Linked DNA regions of Homo sapiens: region 2 is linked to region 1. Evidence: read pairs that join two places in POLR2A ChIA-PET (ENCODE). Cell type or tissue: CD4-positive, alpha-beta T cell. All regions are shown on one strand. Links, peaks and the distances in the headings refer to the core of each region. The heading gives the core; the rest is flanking DNA.

The links. Peaks named below come from ENCODE experiments on the same cell type or tissue, not always from the same donor. Only the 100,000 strongest peaks of a DNase experiment are listed, where the experiment ranks them.
Region 2: POLR2A ChIA-PET joins it to region 1 with 15 read pairs; 14 of 35 experiments call an interaction of 5 or more read pairs at or near these places.

The regions. Positions count from the first base shown.
Region 1 is chr11:108,230,784-108,243,287 of GRCh38, forward strand. ATM (ATM serine/threonine kinase) reads left to right here. Exons shown (of 63, transcript NM_000051.4): 5 at 4,887-5,051. Among named protein-coding and RNA genes, the nearest start is that of ATM, 14 kb to the left of the region's middle. RefSeq lists silencers at 5,866-6,066, 6,386-6,586. In CD4-positive, alpha-beta T cell, for the core only: no CTCF peak of the experiment used is centred there; DNase peaks (open chromatin) are centred at 5,468, 6,008, 6,538 and 8,488; H3K4me3 peaks cover 706 bases; H3K27ac peaks cover 6,572 bases.
Region 2 is chr11:108,288,009-108,296,904 of GRCh38, forward strand. It overlaps ATM (ATM serine/threonine kinase), which reads left to right. Exons shown (of 63, transcript NM_000051.4): 28 at 969-1,095; 29 at 1,594-1,793; 30 at 4,611-4,785; 31 at 5,305-5,469; 32 at 6,919-7,051. Among named protein-coding and RNA genes, the nearest start is that of ATM, 69 kb to the left of the region's middle. In CD4-positive, alpha-beta T cell, for the core only: no CTCF peak of the experiment used is centred there; no DNase peak of the experiment used is centred there.

The DNA of each region.
Region 1 (12,504 bases), core at 1,307-9,306:
CTCCGCCTCCCAGGCTCAGGTGATCCTCCTGCCTCAGCCTCCCAAGTAGCTGGGACTATAGGCATGGGCCACCATGTCTGGCTAATTTTTGTATTTTTAATAGAGACAGGGTTTCACTGTGTTGGCCAGGCTAGTCTCAAACTCCTGACCTCAAGTGATTTTCCCGCCTTGGCCTCCTGAAATGCTGGGATTACAAGCGTGAGCCACTGCACCTGGCCAGGACTCAATCTTTTAGGTATATTCTGATTAGTACAGAGTGAAGCAATTCTTGCTTATCTTTCATTCTGTACTCTTACTGATTAATTCTAAGATCATGTGAGCTTCCTTGGCTGTCAGAACCAACACTTAACTGACATTTTACTTGCTATGATTTGAGGAAAAAAACAACCCCCAAAAATATTTTTTTCTCCTGATGAGCCAAATAGTTCCCATCTTTAACTTGTACAATTAATATTGTGAAGAGTTGATTTTTCGGAACCAAAATGCAGGATCCTGGCAAGCTTTTGTAAGGAAATGGGCTTTACACATACTGAAAAGCTAGAGGCAGAAGTGTGTGTTCAGGGACTCCTGGGCTCTTCACAGATAAGGATGTTGCTTTGTGATACCAACTCTTAATTTAAGAATCAGGAGTGTGAGGCGCGGTTGCTCACACCTGTAATCCCAGCACTTTGGGAAGCTGAGGCGGGCAGATCACCTGAGGTCAGGAGTTCGAGACCAGCCTGGCCAATATAGCGAAACCCCATCTCTACTAAAAGTACAAAAAATAGCTGGGTGTGGTGGCGGGTGCCTGTAATCCCAGCTTCTCGAGAAGCTGAGGCAGGAGAATTGCTTGAACCTGGAAGGTGGAGGTTGCAGTGAGCTGAGATTGTGCCATTGCACTCCAGCCTGGGCAACAAGAGTGAAACTCTGTCTCAAAAAAAAAAAAAAAAAAAAAAAGAATCAGGAAAGCCCCCAAATTGGTAAATATTTAGTAGAAGTATGCAGATTATTAGTGAATATTTCAGATTGGTGGTATGAGACTTGAGTCCAAAGAATAATGGTTTAGTCAATTTTCTACCTCCTCTGAGATGCGAGTTCGTGTGGATAGCTTCAACCCCTTGTCAGAGACTCCAGCAGAGACAAAGGAAAACTACACCAAAATATTCTGCACTCACTTTTGCTCTGTGTAGTAGCTTTGTATCCAGTAAAATATTTTATTTGCTAATAATGCTGGGATATAGTAGGTACTTACTGAAAGAGTGAATGAGAGAAAGATAACATGTCAATTTTGTAGCCCACCAGAAAAGTTTGCAATGTGTACAGTAGTTTTGCCTTGCAGTGAACAAACCTTTTAATTGCAACATTAACAATGGAGATTACGTTTGAAAATGCATCAGCCTGTTGGTTTATAAGAAATAGTTGGTGAAATTATCAATGCTGGTCATGTAAGTAGTTGAAAATTTGTTTTTTTATTTACGGCTTCCTTTTCTTTCAAATTTGACTTTGTTACTTAAACCTTTTTAATATTGGGGCAAAACCAGGGAGTTACTATTCCCTCACCCCACTTCAGTTGTTTTTGTTTGTTTGTTTGTTTGTTTTTTACGAAAAGATTGGAGGGTTGATGGAAATTTAACATATGTCTAAACTTTGCCATTCTTGCTTAGCATTGGTATCCAAGGTATGATGAAAGAAATAGAGATTAGTAAAAAAGAAGTAAAAGGCAGCTGAGAAGAAACAAGTAAGCAAATATTGTTGATTTCTCTCCTTTTTTTTTTTTTTTTTTTTTTTTTTTTTTGAGACAGAGTCTTGCTTTGTTGCCTAAGCTGGAGTGCAGTGGTGCAGTCTTGGCTCACTGCAGCCTCTTCTTCCTGGGCGCAAGCGATTCTCACGTGTCAGCCTCTAGAGTAGCTGGGACTATAGGCACACGCCGCCAGGCCCGGTTAATTTTTGTATTTTTAGTAGAGACGAGGGTTTTGCCATGTTGGCCAGGCTGGTCTCAAACTCCTGGCCTCAAGTGATCTGCCTGCCTCTGCCTTCCAATATGCTGGGATTATAGGTGTGAGCCACCACACTCACACACCCAGCCTACTGTTCATTTCTTTTCTTTTTTTTTTTTTGAGACAGAGTTTTGCTCTTGTTGCTCAGGCTAGAGTGCAATGGCGCCATCTTGGCTCACTGCAACCTCCGCCTCCCGGGCTCAAGCGATTCTCCCGCCTCAGCTTCCCAAGTAACTGGGATTACAGGCATGCCCCACCATGCCCAGCTAATTTTGTATTTTTAGTAGAGACGGGGTTTCACCACATTGGTCAGGCTTGTCTCGAACTCCTGACCTCAAGTGATCCACCTGCCTTGTCATCCCAAACTGCTGGGTTTATAGGCGTGAGCCACTGTGCCCACCCTGTTCATTTCTTTATGTTAGCATTTGTCTGCTTTTGTACAAAGCTTAAATAGAGTCTAGATAGTGCAAAACTCAGCTGCGAAAAATGTTAAGTTCCATAAGATTCCTGAAAGTCTCTGTAAGTAGGCTGGGCACAGTGGCTCATGCCTCTCTAATCCTAGTACTTTGTGAGGCCAAGGCAGGCAGATTGCTTGAGCACAGGATTTTGAGACCAGCCTGGGTAACATGGTGAGACCTCATCTCTACAAAAACACAAAAATTAGCCAGGTGTGGTGGTGACCACCTGTAGTCCCAGCTACTTAGGAGGCTTAGGGAGGAAGATTGCTTGAGCCCAGGGGGCAGTGGTTGCAGTGAGCCACGATCATGCTATTGCACTCCAGTCTGGGTGACAGAGTGAGATCCTGTGTCCAAAAAAAAAAAAAAAAAAAAAGTCTCTGCAGGCAACTTAGTTGTACTTTTAAGAAAGATTTGATCCCAGAAGTTTGAGACCAACCTGGGCAACATAGGGAGACCCCATCTTTAAAAAAACTAAAAAAATTAGCTGAGTGTAGTGGTGCTTGCCTGTAGTCCTAGCTACCTGGGAGGCTGACATGGGTAGATCCCTTAAGTCCAGGAGGTCAAGGCTGCAGTGAGTCATAATGGGGCCACTGCACTCCAGCTTGGGTGACAGAGCGAGATATTCTGTCTCAAAAACAAGCAAAACTATGAAAAAAAAGTCAACATTTCTTGAAATACTTCTCATATTTGGTAGAGGAGGGAGATATATTGGGATAAAGGACATAGGAAGATAGGATTTTATTATAATATTAATTTCTGTAGTTATTCAACACAAATTAATTTTTATTGAGCATTTGCTATTAGGGCAGTCACTGGGCTTTTACGTCAGAATATAGAGATTAATTCCTTTCCTTAAGGATCTAATCATACAATGGATGTTTTAGATTAGAAAAATGTTACAAGGACTATAAGAGAAATGCACAGGGTACTAGAAAAAAGGATCACATGGTTGTGCATTTCATAACTGGACAATGCCTAAAATTATGAAGTGAGCCATAAGTGAAGATGATTTTGCAGTTATATCAGTGTATATTTGTTTACCATAGCCTGTGAATATAACTAGTTTCATCATAGGAAAACCCTAATCCAGAATATATTCATATTTACATGAGTTGTGTTCTGCTCATAGTTATGGCAATAAATATATTCAATTTTAAGATTGTCAGTATGGAAAAATGGCATTTCTGCTGTGACGTAAATATAATTTACTGAAAATGATAATTAAATTATTTTTAAATGTAATTTTGTTACCTTCAAGAATATGTGTGTAGTCATGCCAAGTTTTCAGAATCTCTAGTAAGTAAATAACATGCTGTTAAAAATGACACAGGTACAGGGGTCAAGCACAGTGGCTCATACCTATAGTCTCAGCACTTTGGGAGGCCAAGACAGGAGAATCCCTTGAGCTCAGGAGTTCAAGACCAGCCTGGGGAACATTGTGAGAGATTCTGTCTCTATGAAAAATTTAAAAAATTAGCTGGGCATGGTGGCACAACATCTATAGTCCCAGTTGCTCAGGAGGCTAAGGTGGGAGGATCCCTTGAGCCTGAGAGGTTGAGGCTGCTGTTGGGTGTGATCATGCCACTGCACACCAGCCTGGGTGATAGAGCGAGACCCTGTCTTAAAAAAAAAAATTACAACCTGAGGTGTTTGTATGCCATAAATGCTATTATAGGACTTAGAACTAATTTTGCTTTCCAAGGTAAATATTCTCCTTGTAATCTTATGTTATTCTAATAAATTCATTCTTCATAAAGAGTGCCAAAAAACTTGGGATCATTTTTGGTCTAACACCAGAAATTGTGAATTATTAAGGTTATAATTGTTTAAGAATGATTGCTTTTCGAGATGAGCAGATCACTTGAGGTCAGGAGTTCAAGACCAGCCTGGTCAACATGGTGAAACCCTGTCTCTACTAAAAGTAGAAAAATTAGCAGGGTGTGGTGGTGCACGCCTCTAGTCTCAGCTACTTGGAGGCTGAGGTGGGAGAATTACTTGAACCCAGGAGGTGGAGGCTGCAGTGTGCTGAGTTTGTGCCACTGCACTCCAGCCTGGGTGACAGACCAAGATTCCATCTCAAAAAAAAAAAAAAAAGAATGATTGTTTTTGCTATATATTCCTATAAAAGAGGCGTTGGCAAACTTACTGTGTAAAGAGGCCAGATAGTAAATGTTCTTGACTTTATAGGCCATGTGGTCACCTCTGTCTTAATTACAAAAGCAGCCATAAACAATAAGTAAATGAATGGTTGTGACTATGTTCCAATAAAATGTTATTTGCAAAGAAAAAAAAAATGAATTTTGCTTGGGGCCATAATTTGCCAATTTCTTCTCTACAAAAGAAGTTTAGTTAATAGTAATTTCCCAAATGGAATTATTTAAATAGTTGCCATTCCAAGTGTCTTATTTTTGTTCAAATTTATGTTTTTCTTTATTTGTTTATTTTGAAATAGGAGCACCTAGGCTAAAATGTCAAGAACTCTTAAATTATATCATGGATACAGTGAAAGATTCATCTAATGGTGCTATTTACGGAGCTGATTGTAGCAACATACTACTCAAAGACATTCTTTCTGTGAGAAAATACTGGTGTGAAATATCTCAGCAACAGTGGTTAGGTATGTTTTGAAGGTTGTTGTTTGTGAATTTTTCCTCATGAAATGAAACTTCACCAAAGAAAGCACTCTGTCTGTATCTGTCTATATCCCCCAAGTGACCTGACAGTTTAACAGTACTTTAGTAAAATTATATGGTTATCGAACTGACCCTTAATTTTTATTTATTATGTAGCTTTTGAATAAAGTCATGAATAATATATCAGGTGCCTGATATCAGAGCCGGAATTACAGTTGAAAAATACCATCTCCATCGTCAAGGAGTTGACAGTGGCAGAAGAAAACCCAAGTAAACCAGAGTTCATAATGTGCTGTGATACAGACATATTTGGGTTCAGTAGGTATACAAAACAATGACACCTAAACTCAACCATGATTTAAGTAGAAAGGGAGAAAACCAAGAGAGGGAAGTACCATAAAAGTGAAAGCAGGCAGGGTGCAGTGGCTCACGCCTGTAATCCTAGCACTTTGGGAGGCCAAGGCCGGTGGATTGCTTGAGCTCAGGAGTTCAAGACCAGCCTGGGCAACATGGTGAAACTCTGTCTTTAAAAAAATAGCGGAGGTAATGGCTCTTGCTTGTAGTCCCAGTTACTTGGGAGGCTGAGGCAGGAGGATCACCTGAGCCCTGGAGGTTAAGGCTGCAGTGAGCTGTGATCACACTGCACTCCGGCCTCCATGACAGAGTGAGACCCTGTTTCCATTTAAAAAAAAAAAAAAAAGTGAAAGCAAGAGAGTTGAAAGTTCAAAGGGGCGTGGCCAACATTTTAAGTGTTGTAGAAAGGATAAGACACAAAAGTATCCATTGGATGAGGCAGTTAGCACGCTACTTCTAAGGTAATGGAAATCAAATATATTAGAATAGAATGCATTAGAAGACAATGTACAGAACCCAGTGATTCATTAGATGTGTAGAGTGTGTGCTAGGGAGGAATCTGGTGTTGTTTCCTGTTTATAGCTGGGAGGTACTGAGAGACCACAAAGGAAGGAAGTTATGGTCAGAGATTGAAATACTTCAGTTTGTTGGTTTCAAAGATGGAGCATTTCTGGGTTTGAGAATAAGTGAAAGTAGGATTTGACATTAACAAGATGATTTTAAGTCAGGTGTCAAAGTCTTCTAATACACGAACTCTAAAAGTTTAGAAGCTTTTTTTTTTCATGGAAAGTATTTAAGCTAAATTTTGCTAGCTAAATTAAAAGACATTTGTCCATATTCTTTATTGCCATTTTATTATTTCAAAATGAGATACATGTGAACCACAAAACTACTACCTAATCAGTACCCTCACTCCTGCATTACACTCTACTGTTCCCCTGAGAATAAATGCCTTCTCAGCTAATTTCTTAGGAGTCATTTGTAGCCTTTACGTTACTCTGAACACAAGATAGGCTGTGTCTGTAACAGGGCCCTCAACAAGCCTAGAGACAGCCTTTGGGAATAGGCTGGTGATATCTAGGTTACCTAACCAGATCTTTCCCCAGTATGGCTGGTCATATTTAGGTCATTTTACATTATCACTTACAACCATGGCTGTCACTGAAACAAAGGCAGTCTTTCCCCTAGTCTGCTTACTATATTCTGTCATCTAGTTTGTTCTCTGAAACCCCCTTTTTATTTTTAAACTAACTACTCTTACTTCTTTTTTTTTCTTTTTTCTTTTTATTTAAGCTAACCTTTGCCACTTCTTCCCGGATGTTACTTCTTATAATTAGCTTTTTTGTCAAAGTATTTTTTTACTTAGCTTCCTTTTAAAACTTGCTTAGATGAGGACTCTGTGGAAGAAGCGAAGTCTGTGCTCAAAATATATATTTGGTACAGGTGGTGACTGAAGCCATGACTATGGATGAGATTTGTATATAGAGTTTAGTGTGAGATGAGAAGAATGGCCTAAGATTGAGTCAGCATTTGCATATAAATTTTGGAATCAGCTTACTGATTTCTACAAAAGATCTTGCTGGGATTTTGATACTAATTGCATTGAATCTGTTGCACAATTTGAGAAGAATAGAAATCTTAACAATGTGGAGTTTTCCAATCCATGAACACTGTATATCTCTCCATTTACTTAGGTTTTTTTTTTTTTTTTTTTTTTTTTGCTTCTTTGTTTGTTTTTTTGAGACAGAGTCTCCCTCTGTTGCCCAGGCTGGAGTGCAGTGGCACGATCTCACCTCACTGCAACCTCCACCTCCTAGGTTCAAGCGATTCTCCTGCCTCAGCCTCCTGAGTAGCTGGGATTACAGGCATGTGCCACCACACCCAGCTAATTTTTGTATTTTTAGTAGAGACAGGGTTTCCTCATGTTGGCCAGGCTGGTCTCGAATTCCTGACCTCAGGTGATCCACCTGCCTCAGCCTCCCAAAGTGCTGGGTTTATAGACTTGAGCCACCGCGTCTGGCCACTTGTCTTTTTTGATTTCTTTCATTAGTGTTTTATAATTGTCAGCATATAGATTTTTTGTTGTAAATTGACAATTTTTTTTCTTTAATTTTATATATTAAAAAAAATAGAGACAGGATCTCACTGTGTTGCCTAGGCTGGTCTCAAACTCCTGGGCTCAAGTGATACCCTTCCCTTGACCTCCCAAAGTGTTGGGATTATAGGCATGAGCCAACATGCCCAGCTGCAAATTGACATTTATTTATAATTGTATAAACATAAAGATTTTGTATATGTTTTGTTAGATTTATACTGCAGTAGTTTGTAATTGCATTGTTTTTAACATTTTGATTTTCAAATTGTTCAATGCACAAAAATTATACAGAAGTCCAGTTAATTTTTGTATAGTGACCTTGTATTTTGGGACCTTGCTAAAATCACTTACTAAATCTAGTAGCTTTCTTTGAATGTTCTTTTGGATTTTCTTTGTAGACAAACATGTCTTCTGTAAGCAGTAATTTTTTTTTCTTTCTTTCTGAGCCATGTGGCTTTTATTTTATTTTTGTGCTTTATTACATTGGCTAGGACCTCCAGTGTGATTTATTGTGGTAAAATATATATAACATTTATAATTTTAACTTTTTTAAGTGTACAGTTGTGTAGTATTAAGTGCATTCATATTGTTGTGTAATCATCTCCACCATCCATCTCCAGAACTTTTTTTTCTATACTCAGTAAACAATGATTTACCATTTTCCCCTCCCCTATCCCCTGGCAGCTACCATTCTACTTTCTCTCTCTATGAATTTGGCTATTTGGGGTACTTCATTTTTATGGATTGAATGTTGTGTCCCACCAATTATGTTGAAATCTAACTCCCAAAGGGATGGTATTTGGAGGTGTGGGATTTAGGAGGTAATTAGGTCCTGTGGGTCCAGCCTTCATGGATGGGATTAATGCCCTTATGAAAAGAGGCCAGAGAGCTAACTTGCTGTCTTTCTGCCATGTGAAGATACAGTTCAAAGTCAGTAGTCTGCAGCCCCAAAGAGGGCCCTCACCAGAAACCCACAATGCTGGCACCTGAGCTGCTTTCAGCCTCCAAAATTGAGAGAAATAAATTTCTGTGGTTTCTAAGCCACCTAACCTATAATACTTTGTTATAGCAGCCTGAAGTAGAGGACTCCTATAAGTATTTGTCCTTTTGCAACCTGCTTATTACACTTACCAAAATGTCTTTGAGGCTCATCAGTGTTACAGCTTTTGTCAGAATTTCACCCTTATTAAAAACTGAACACTATTCTGTTCTGTGTATATGCCACATTTTGTTAATTCATTCGTCCATTGGTGGACATGGGTTGTTTCTACCTTCTGATTATTGTGAATAATGCTGCCGTGAACATGAGTATACATCTCCTGAGTTTCCTGCTTTCAGTCTTTTGATTATATACCCAGAAGTAGAATTGCTAGATCATGTGGTAATTCTATATTTAATTTTTTAAGGAACCAACATCCTGTTTTACACAGGAGCTACGCCATTTTACATTCTCACCAGCAGCCCACAAGGGTTCCAGTTTCTCTACATTCTCACTAGCACAACTAATAGAAAATGAGGATTCCTCTTCTAGGCCTTGAAAGTGCTGCATAATTTTGCTTCTTCCTACCTGTCTAACTTAACTAAAGCGCTTCTAATTTCTGTGCTCAAGCTACACTGTCAATTATTCAGTTTCTCAAACCTAGTGGTTTCCATTTTTTTAAATTGACTTTTATCTTTTAGAGGAATTTTAAATTTACAGCAAAACGGAGTGGAAAGTCCACTGGACACACACAGCATGCCCTACTGTCAACATCTTGCACCAGTGGTACATTTGTTACCATCAGTAAACCTATGCTGGGACACATCATTATTATCCAGAGTCCAAGGTTCACTTTTGGTGGTACATATGCTATGGATTTTGACAAGTGTTTTGACATTTTTAAAGATCTTTTTCTGTATCTAATGAGATGGTCATATTTTTTTTTCCTCTGGGAGAGAATGGTAACAATTTTTCACTATTACAGAATCATACAGAATACTTTCACTGTCAGAAAAATCCTCTGTGCTTCACCTTTTCATCTCTTCCTTCTTGTAAACTGTGGGAACCATGGATCTTTTTGCTATCTCCATGGTTTAGCCTTTTCCAGCATGTCATATACAGTTGTGCGTCTCTTAACAATGTGGATATGTTCTGAGAAATACATCATTAGGCAATTTCTTTGTTGCGTGAACGTCATAGGGTGTATTTATACAAACTTAGATGGTATAACACTACGCACCTAAGCTATATGGTATTACTGCTCCTGCACTACAAACCTGTGCAGCATGTTACTATACTGAATACTGTAGGCAGCTGTAACACAATGGCAAGTATTTGTGTCTCTAAACATATATAAACATAGAGGAGGTACAGTAAAAGTATAGTATAAAGGATAAAACATGGTACACCTGTCTAGGGCACTTAACCATGAATGGAGCTTGCAGGACTGGAAGTTGCTCTGGGTATGTAAATGTGTGGTAATGTAAAGGCCTGGGATACTATATACTACTGTAGAATTTGTAAACTCTTATTCTGTACCAAATTTAAAAATTTATGTTTTTCTTTCTTCAATACTAAAGTAACATTAGCTACTATAACTTTTTTACTTTATAAACTTTAAAAATGTTTAAACTTTTTGACTCTTTTGTAATAACACTTAGCTTAAAATACAAATGCATTGTACAGCTGTACAAAAATATTTTTTCCTTATATACTTATAGATGTTTTTTCTTTTGTTCTATAAGCTTTTTAAATGAAATTATTATTACTCTATTTTTTCCTTTAAACTTTTTTGTTGAAAACAAAGACACAAACACACACATGAGCTTAGGCCTACATAAGGTCAGGATCATCAGTATCACTGTCTTCTGTCCCTGCATCTTGTCCCCCTGGGAGATCTTCAGGGACATGCACAGAGCTTTCATCTCCTATGATAATGGTGCTTTATTCTGAAATACCTCCTAAAGGACCTACCTGAGACTGTTTTACTGTTTTGTTTTGTTTTGTTTTTTAAGAAGAAGAAGGAGGAATATAGTATAAAATGGTGATAAAAAGCATAGTAGAGTAAGTACATAAACCTAACATTTTACCAGTAACTTAGTCATTTATTATCATTATCAAGGTTTATGTACTATACATGATTGTATGTATTATACTTTTATATGACTGGCAGTGCAGTGGGTTTTTTTTACACAAGTATCACCACAAATGCTTGTGAGTAATTTCTTGTGCTATGACATCACTAAGTATTTAAATAGGAATTTTTCAGTTCTGATACAATCTTACGGTACCACCTTTTCATATTGCCATTTGTCATTGAATAGAATGTTGTTATGTAGTATGTGACTGTGGTTGGAATCATAACAGTATGTATCATTTTCAGATTGCCTTCTTTCATTTAGTAATATGCATTTAAGGTTCCTCCATGTCTTTCTCTTTCTTTCTTTCTGTCTTTCTTTCTTTCTTTTTTTTTTTTTTTTTTTTTTTTTGAGATAGGGCCTCACTCTGTCACCCAGGCTGGAGTGTGGTGGTGAGATCATGGCTCTGCAGCTTCGACCTCCTGAGCTCAAATGATCCTCCCACCCCCTTCCAAGTAGCTGTGACCACAGACACAAGCCATCACACCCTGCTAATTTTTCATTTTTAGTAGAGATAAGGTCTTATTATGTTGCTTATGCCAGCAGCTTGAACTCAGCCTCCCAAAGTGTTGGGATTACAGGTGTGAACCACCGTTCTCAGCTCCTCGATGTCTTTTTATGGCTTGATAGGCTGAAGTGGGAGGATCACTTGAGCCCAGGAGTCCAAATCTAGCCTGGGCAGTGTAGTGAGACTTCCGTCTCTTAAAAAAACAAAAAACAAAAAAAAGAGGACCAAAGTTACTGATATTAGAAATGAAATGAGATCTAATTGCAGATCCTATAGATATTCAAAGGATAATAAGGAAACACTATGAACATCTATTAATTTAAATGGGCCAGTTCCTCAAAACCATACATTATCAAAAGTCATCCAATATAAAATAGATAATTTGACTAGTCCCATAACTATTAGGAGAATAAATTGAATCCATAATTTAAAGCCTTTCATAAGACAAATTGGGAACAAGATAAGGATGTGCACTCTCACCACTCCTTTTCAACATTATGTTGGAGGTTCTAGCCAGGGTAGTTAGACAAGAAAAATAAAAGGCATACAGATTGGAAAGGAAGAAATAACACTCCCCTTTGTAGATGACATGATTGTCTATATATAAAGTCCCAATATACACAAGTATAACATTGTGAATAATGTTATTTGGGGACTGGGCACAGTGGCTTACACCTGTCATCTCAGCACTTTCGGAGGCTGAGGCAGGTGGATCATCTAAGGTCAGATGATGGCTTCCTCTAAAACAGGACAGATTTACTTGTAGCCTATTGATTATAAAAAGCTTGAGGTTTCTCTGTTATAACTCAGTCCACTGTTTTCGCAGTGTCAAGTGTCCCATTTCACCTTGCCTTTGGTACTGGGGAACTGATGCAAAAATGAAGGTAGTCTGGCTACCATCATTACTGGGAGAAATAAACTGTCCTTTTTCTCTTATCAGGAATCTCAGGTTTCCTGCTAGCACCCAGGAAACTGTCATGCTAATTTGTTAGGTTACAAGTAGATAAAATCTCAGCCAGGCACAGTGGCTTATGCGTGTAATCCTAGCACTTTGGGAGGCCAAAGCAGGTGGATCACTTGAGCCCAGGAGTTCAAGACCAGCCTGGGCAACATGGTGAAATCCTGTCTCTACCTAAAATACCAATCAGTTGGGTGTGGTGGTGTGGGCCTCTAGACCCAGCTACTTGGGAGGCTAAGGTGGGAGGATTACCTGAGTCTGCTGAGATTGAAGCTACAGTGAGCCGTGATCTTACCACCACACACCAGTTTGGGTGACAGAGTAAGACTCTACCTCAAATAAATAAGAAACAAACCAAGCAGAGTAAAATTTCATACCCTTCATAGGTCTCAACACATTTTTTGC
Region 2 (8,896 bases), core at 49-8,048, 56 kb after region 1:
TTCTTCATACACATTATTCCTAGTTCTCTTCTCTTTATCTAGGTCTTGCCTTTCTAGATCACCTTTTCTTTTTTTTTTTGAGATGGAGTCTCACTCTGTTGCCCTGGCTGGAGTGCAGTGGCATAATCTCGGCTCACTGCAACCTCTGTCTTCCAGGCTCAAGCTATCCTTCCTTCCACCTCAGCCTCTCGAGTAGCTGGGACGACAGATGCACATCACTGCGCCTGGCTAATTTTTTATATTTTTGGTAGAGACGGGGTTTCACTGTGTTGCCCAGGCTGGTCTTGAACTTCTGGCCTCGAATGATTCCCCCGTGTTGGCCAACCAAAGTGCTGGGTCTACAGGCATGAGCCGCCGTACCCAGCCTCACCTTTTCTTTATTGTGCGTTATTATCTGTACAATTTAATTTGGATGTGAATGTCTCTGAGTTGTATATGAACATCAGAGTTGTTTCCCTGGCTTGATTGTAAGCTACTTGAAAATATGCTTTACTTTTTTTTTTTTTTTTTTAATGTGCCCTACTGTGCTGGGCATATAAAATAGTAATAATATCTGAGAAAGTACTTTCACATATGTAATTTCATGCTGTCTAAATAAGTGTTGATTGCCATGTCTTAAAGTACTGCTTTTACAGTACTGGCATAGAGCTTTGATTCTGATCTGAAGTAATACTGAGGCTCATTTATTGAACTGCCTTTTAACTTTATAAGATTTTTTAAGAAAATCATTATAAGATCATTTAAGATTATTTAAGTTACTGAGGGTGAAAGGTATTTAGATAATCTGATTTATATATCTGGACTGTGATATGTCATTTGTGATTTTATTGAAAGTATAGTTTTTCAGTAGAAAAATGGTTTTTGAATTTGGGGGTTATTAAAATCTAAATTTTCATTTTGGAAGTTCACTGGTCTATGAACAAAACTTTTTAAAACGATGACTGTATTTTTTCCCTTAACTCTGTTAGGGATTTGGATCCTGCTCCTAATCCACCTCATTTTCCATCGCATGTGATTAAAGCAACATTTGCCTATATCAGCAATTGTCATAAAACCAAGTTAAAAAGCATTTTAGAAATTCTTTCCAAAAGCCCTGTAAGTATACATGATGAGTTTAATAATAGAACATTCCTTCTTTTTTAGCTAAAAAAACTTTGTAAATACATCTTAAAGAGGAAAAGTAAACAAATGAAAAATTTATCTCATAATTAAAAAGGAAAACATTCATTTACAAGTTTAAATGGTATTTTACTTGTCAGCATTAATTGAAATATGTTACATATGAGAACAGAATCTTGTGACACTTTAGTGATATATTAGCTCAGGGAATATATCTACTTTTTCATAGGAATATACTATTTAATTGTAGTTTACTTTCTGAAAATTAAATAAATTGGCAATAGTTTAAGATAGTAATTTTCTTAATGTAACATTTTGTACTTGATATCAAACCCAAATCTAAATTCTGTTATTTAGTTATTTTAAATATAAAATGTGTAGGTATTCAAATATTTGAAGAAAAAATATAAAGTGTATTTATTGTAGCCGAGTATCTAATTAAACAAGTTTTTACTAAATCTGTTTATTTTCTAGGATTCCTATCAGAAAATTCTTCTTGCCATATGTGAGCAAGCAGCTGAAACAAATAATGTTTATAAGAAGCACAGAATTCTTAAAATATATCACCTGTTTGTTAGTTTATTACTGAAAGATATAAAAAGTGGCTTAGGAGGAGCTTGGGCCTTTGTTCTTCGAGACGTTATTTATACTTTGATTCACTATATCAACCAAAGGTAAATAACATATTTAGACCAATATATAAGCAGTCTTTCTATCCTGTTCTTCCTGTTTTTTTGCTTTGTTTTGTTTTGTTTTGAGACAAAGACTCACTCTGTCCGCCCAGGCTGGGTGCAGTCACGGCTCACTGCATCCTCAACCTCCTGGGTTCAGATTATCCTTCCTCCTCACCCTGCCGGGTAGCTGGGGCTACAGGAGCATACCACCATGCCTGACTAATTTTTTGTGTTTTTTGTAGAGGTGGGGTTTCACCATATTGCCCAGGGTGGTCTCAAACTCCTGGGCTCAAGCGAACTGTCAGCCTCAGCCTCCCAGTGTGCTGGGATTACAGGCATGAGCTACTATGCCCAACCTATCCTGTTCTTTTAATTGAAAGTTTATATGCTTCTAAGAGGTAGATACCAGAATGTTGCTTTCTGAATTTTGCTTTTTAAGATGTCTATTATATTTACTTATTAGTTTTTAAAAATTGCGCTACTTGCCTGGGAAACATAGCAGACCTCGTTTCTACTAAAAATTTTTTAAAAAAGAAAATTAGGGCAAGGTGTGGTAGCTCACACCTATAATCCCAGCACTTTGGGAGGTTGAGGTAGGTAGATTGCTTGAGCCCAGGAGTTAGAGACCAGCCTGGGCAACATGATGTGAAAACCCATCTCTACAAAAATTTTTTAAAAAATAAGCCAGGGATTGTGGCATGCACCTGTAGTCTCACCTACTCCAGAGGCTGAGGTGGGAGGATGGCTTGCGCTCAGGAGGCAGAGGTTACAGGTTACAGTGAGCAAAGATTGTGCCACTACACTCCAGCCTGGGAGACAGAGCGAGACTCTTGTCTCAAAAAAAAAAAAAAAAAAAAAAAAAAAAAGAAAATTATCCAAGTATGATGATATGCGCCTGTAGTTCTAGCTACTTAGGAGGCTGAGGTAGGAGGATGGCTTGAGCTCAAGAGTTTGAGGCTGCCAGTGAGCCTTGATTGCACCACTGCATTCATGCCTGGGCAACAGAGTGAGACTTTCACTCAATTAAAAAAAAAAAAAAAAGCACTACTTCTCCAATTCTAGAAATCTTAAGAAGGATCTTCAACATTTTAATACTAATATTCTAGCTATTGATGGCCTCAAATAAATGTTACTATAGAATTGGGGTTGTTCGGCCGGGTGTAGTGGCTCACGCCTGTAATCCCAGCACTTTGGGAGGCTGAGGCGGGTGGATCACAAGGTCAGGAGATCGAGACCATCCTGGCTAACACAGTGAAACCCCGTGTCTACTAAAAATACAAAAAAATTAGCCAGGTGTGGTGGCAGGTGCCTGTAGTCCCAGCTACTCAGGAGGCTGAGGCAGGAAAATGGCCAGAACCAGGTAGGCAGATCTTGCAGTGAGTCTAATTCGCACCACTGCACTCCAGCCTGGGCGACAGAGCAAGACTCCGTCTCAAGAAAAGAAAGAAAAAACAAAAACAAAACAAGAATTGGGGTTGTTCAATTTAGCATCTCTGATCTTTTCCATTGATTTTAATGAGATTTCTATTTTTTAAGGTCTTTTTTATTGTGGTAAACTATATAACATAAAATTTTTTATTTTCGCCATTAAATGGCCAGTTCAGTAGCATCAATTACATTTCCATTGTTGTGCAACCATCACCACTGTCTATGTCCAAACTTTCATTATCTCAAACTGAACCTCTCTACTCATTCCACAATAACTCCACATTCCTCCTCCCCACTGGCCATTGAGAAACTAATCTATTTTCTGTCTCAATGAATTTGCCTATTGTAGATATTTTAATCTAGAGTTGTACAATATATGTCCTTTTGTGTCTTGCCTTGTGTGGTCACTGAAAACTTTGTACCTTAGCTTGTGTTTAGATAGTGTTTGATAGAGATTTCCTTGGATACCAAGAGTGTTGGGATGAGGAAGCATGAGAGGAGAAAACTTTTCCTAGTGTTTGCAGATTGGCTTTATGCTAGGATTCTTCTTCAACACTTAGCCATGCTTGCATTGCTTGGGATCAGCCCCAAATACAAGCTTAGGGTCTTCTCTGGTCTTTTCTGAGCAAGAGTCTTATCTTGAGCATGTGTGTGGCTTTCTGAATTCCCCCTAATTTGTGGGTGCTTTTGAATATACTAATTTCCCAAAGAAATACGCTCCCCAGCTACTCCTAGGCTTTAGGCAGCCTCTTGTATGTCTCAACAGTAATCTTTTGCCCTATGCACCTGCAGGTTGTTGGTCTGCCTTACAAAGTTTCAAGCAACACCCATATCTTTTGTAGCTGGTATGAAGTTAAACAAAACAGAGCTACGCACTTTACATCAGTCCTTGGTTCCAGACAGGTTAGAATAGACATATACAATAGTTTGCAACTAATCTACTTAGCTCCATGAACTACCATGAGCCAGTGTCTCACACCGAGGATATAGGCCACTGCTTTTGTGATTGTTGCCACGCTGGGGTAGGGGTGGGCAAGGACAAGTAAAGTTACCACAAAGCTTTCCTGCTGTTTTTCAGTTGGATTTTTCTTGATTCAATATTTTCCTGATTACTGTAAACCTTTGACTATTTTACAGAATTCTAACAAAATTAGTTCTGACAATTTTGCCTGTTTTTCAATGTTTCTATTAAAGGATGGAAGCTTAGAGCTGCCTATTCTGCATTTTGCTGATGTGACTTCTCTTTTTGGCTTATAAGCCATTAAAATATTTATGTCAAGGCATATAAGAATTAGAGATGCTGAACAAAAGGACTTCTGAATGAATTTATTTCAGAGTAATTTTCCAGAACTTACTGGTTGTTGTTGTTTTTTTTTCTCCCTATATTAGGCCTTCTTGTATCATGGATGTGTCATTACGTAGCTTCTCCCTTTGTTGTGACTTATTAAGTCAGGTTTGCCAGACAGCCGTGACTTACTGTAAGGATGCTCTAGAAAACCATCTTCATGTTATTGTTGGTACACTTATACCCCTTGTGTATGAGCAGGTGGAGGTTCAGAAACAGGTAATTTTCTGACTCATCTTCAAAATGGTATTTAAAATATATAAAGTATTGTTAGAAGGATTTGAGTGTTTTATGTTTATTTGGTATAATTGGTGATTTTATTGAGAATATTTTTTGTAAAATGATTGGAAAAATATTCTTAATGAATTAACCTTTGTAATCAATTACAGAGCACTTGGTACTTTTGATAGTTTTATCTACTGTGCTGAAGTAGAGAGGTAGTCAAAACTAGGGATAGCAGTTCGCAACGTTATGGTGGTATTTGAGTTACTACTTATATAAACTGTTTCATTAATATTGGCATTTTTTTTAACCTCAGTACCCATCTTGTAGTAGTACCTTACATAGTTATTGAATTATTTGAAAACACAGAAACTAAAAGCTGGGTATCTTAGACGTAATTAGAACATTTAATCTGATCTAGGTTAATAGATTTTATCATTTATTACAGTAAGTTTTGTTGGCTTACTTTAAAATTATTTCTCTCCTTATAATTTTTTCTTTTTAAATTATATTTAGGTATTGGACTTGTTGAAATACTTAGTGATAGATAACAAGGATAATGAAAACCTCTATATCACGATTAAGCTTTTAGATCCTTTTCCTGACCATGTTGTTTTTAAGGATTTGCGTATTACTCAGCAAAAAATCAAATACAGTAGAGGACCCTTTTCACTCTTGGAGGTAATAAAAATTTCATCATCTACTATTTTTTATTAGAGAACATAGTAGTACTTTTCAAAAATCTGTAATGCTCTAGCAGTAAAAAATGGAATCTTTTCTTTAATTGTGATTAAAAATATATACGTAGGCCAGGCACATTGGCTCATGCCTATAATCTCAGCACTTTGGGAGGCTGAGGCAGGAGGATTGCCTGAGCCCAGGAGTTCAAGACCAGCCTGGGCAACATGGCGAAACCCCGTCTCTACAAAAAATTAGTCGGGCATGGTGATATGTGCTTGTAGAATCAGCTACTCAGGTAGCTGAGATGGAAGGATCACCTGAGCCCTGGAGGTCAAGGCTGCAATAAGCCAAGATTGCTCCACTGCATTCCAGCCTGGATGACAGAGTGAGACCCTGTCTCAAAAAAAAAAAAAAAAAATATATATATATATATATATATATATGTGTGTGTATATAAACACATACTTGTGTGTGTGTAACGTGAGATCTACCTACTTAAGAAATAAAAAAATGAATCTTAATGTATCTCTTTGCATTGAAGCCAAAGTATAAATAACAAAACTTCCTGGTAAAGATCCAAATTGTAAGTTTTCAAGGAATGTGATGTAAAATAGTTTTGATTTTAACACATAAGATCCTAAGGTCCACTGATAGCTCAAAACTACCAATGGATCTTTTCAATGTCAATTTAATGTTTGTGTTAGAGATAACGTTTAACTTTTGAAAGCATATTTTAAGTTTTAATCTTTATAAACCTCGAAATTATGTTTAGGTATATTCTTCCATACATATCTTAATTATAATTTTTAAATGATAGTCTGTATTTGACTCTATGTAAATATAAAAACATATTTAAGTATGTTAAGATGTAAAGTTATACTACTAAAGAGAAATTTAAGCATTTCCTTCCAGTTGAGTATGCTATAACAATCTTGAAGTCTGTGTTACCATGAGAGAGTCTATTAGAATTTAAAGGATTAGGCTGGGTGCAGTGGCTCACGCCTGTAATCCCAGTGCTTTGGAAGGCTAAGGCGGGCAGATCATCTGAGGTCAGGAGTTCGAGACCAGCCTGGCCAACATGGCAAAACCCCATCTCTACTAAAAATACAAAATTAGCTGGGCGTGGTGGCACATTCCTGTAAATGCCACCTTTTCAGGAGGCTGAGACATTAGAATCACTTGAACCGGGGAGGCGGAGGTAGCAGTGAGCCTTGATAGCGCCACTGCACTCTAGCCTTGGTGACAGAGCGAGACTCTGTCTAAAAAAGAGTATTAAAACATTGTAGGGTTTGCAGTGGAAGAAATCATTTATTTCTTCCTTGATTAGTAGTAATAGAGACATGAGTCAGTGTCTATAAATGGCACTTAACTAATTTTTTTCTTTTATTAAGTTTTATTTCACAGGCTTAACCAATACGTGTTAAAAGCAAGTTACATTTTCTCTTTTAGGAAATTAACCATTTTCTCTCAGTAAGTGTTTATGATGCACTTCCATTGACAAGACTTGAAGGACTAAAGGATCTTCGAAGACAACTGGAACTACATAAAGATCAGATGGTGGACATTATGAGAGCTTCTCAGGGTGCTAATTTTAAATGACATGGGCTATTTCTACCTGTTTCTTTTTGAAAGAATATTTTGCAAAGTCTTGCTCTTGGTTTCATTGTCACAGACTTAGTTCAGACTCTCATCATTTAGTTCAGACCCTCATTTCTCATCTAACTGTAAAACTGGTCCTAACTGGTCTTCTCACCCTGAACTCTTCCTGTTTTATTCATCCTCTGCCAGATGATTTCTCTAAACCCAAATATGATCATGTTTTTCTACTGCCTAAATTTTTTTTTTAAGAGACAGAGTTTTTTTTTTTTTTTAAGAGTCTCACTCTGTCACCTAGGCTGGAGTGTAGTGGCACCATCATAACTTACTATGACCTTGAATTCCTGGGTACAAGGAATTCTCCTGTCTCAGCCTTCTGAATAGCTGGAACAACAGGCACACACCACTACACCTAGCTACTTTATTTATTTTTTTTATTTTTTGTAGGGACAGGGGTCCCACTATGTTGCCTAGGTTGGTCTCGAATTCTTGGCCTCAAGTGATCCTCCTGCCTTAGCCTCACAAAGCATTGGGATTAGAGGTGTGAGCCACGGCATCTAGCCATGCTTAAACATTTTTCATTTCTTTTTCTTTTTTTTTAAGACGGAGTTTCGCTCTTGTTGCCCAGGCTGGAATGCAGTGGCACTATCTTAGCTCACTGCAACCTCCACCTCCTGAGCTCAGATTCTCGTGCCTCAGCCTTCCTAGTAGCTAGGATTACAGGCACCTGCCACCATGCCTGGCTAATTTTTTGTATTTTTTTTAGTAGAGACGGGGTTTCACCATGTTGGCCAGGGTGGTCTCAAACTCCTGAGCTCAGGCAATCCGCCCACCTCAGCCTCCCAAAGTGCTGGGATTACAGGCATGAGCCACCGCGGCTGGCCCATGCTTAAACATTTTTAACACCTTCCAACCATGTAAAAGAAAATTTTAATTCCTTAGAGCCAGACATACAAGTTAGTCTTGTCTTCTAGTCCAGTTTACCTGAATGAAAGAAATATGTCTCATTTTAATACTTTAGTCATATGTGTTATGTGTGTCTATATATATGTAAGTATGTATTTGTAAGTTTTTCTAGCTTGCTTGTTAATTTGATTTGAAATGTACATTATTACAGTATTTGGGAAACTTTCTACTTTGTGTTTTGATTTTCATCTTCCTATACCAATTAATTTCATATTTCTTTTTTTTTTTTGAAACGAAGTCTCACTCTGTCGCCCAGGTTGGAGTGCAGTGGCACAGTCTCAGCTCACTGCAACCTCCACCTCCTGGGTTCAAGTGATTCTCCTGCCCCAGCCTCCCAAGGAGCAGGGATTACAGGTGTGTGCCACCATGCCCAGCTAATTTTTTGTATCTTTAGTAGAGACGGGGTTTCACCATGTTGTCCAGGCTGGTCTTGAACTCCTGACCTCAAGTGATCCATCTGCCTCGGCCTCCCAAAGTGCTGGGATTACAGGCGTGAGCCACCACGCCTGGCCTAATTTCATATTTCTCTTGTGTTGTTTTTACTCTCAGTACTTTTTAAAATGAATTTTAGTTTTGACTATCTGAGCATAGAGTTTCTAATACATTTGAGATATATAAAATGTATGTAAATAGAAACACCATTATTTCTTGTACTTGTGTTCTTGAGTATTTTATGGGCTAGAGATCTGCCTTGTGCATTACAGCCACTAGCCATTTGGCTATTTAAATGAAGTAAAATTAAATGAAATTTGAAGTTCAGTTTTTTCATTGGTACTGAACACATATCAAGTTCTCAGTAGTACATTTGGTCAGTAGTGATCATTGGACAGTGTAGATTATAGACATTTCCATCATTGCAGAAAGT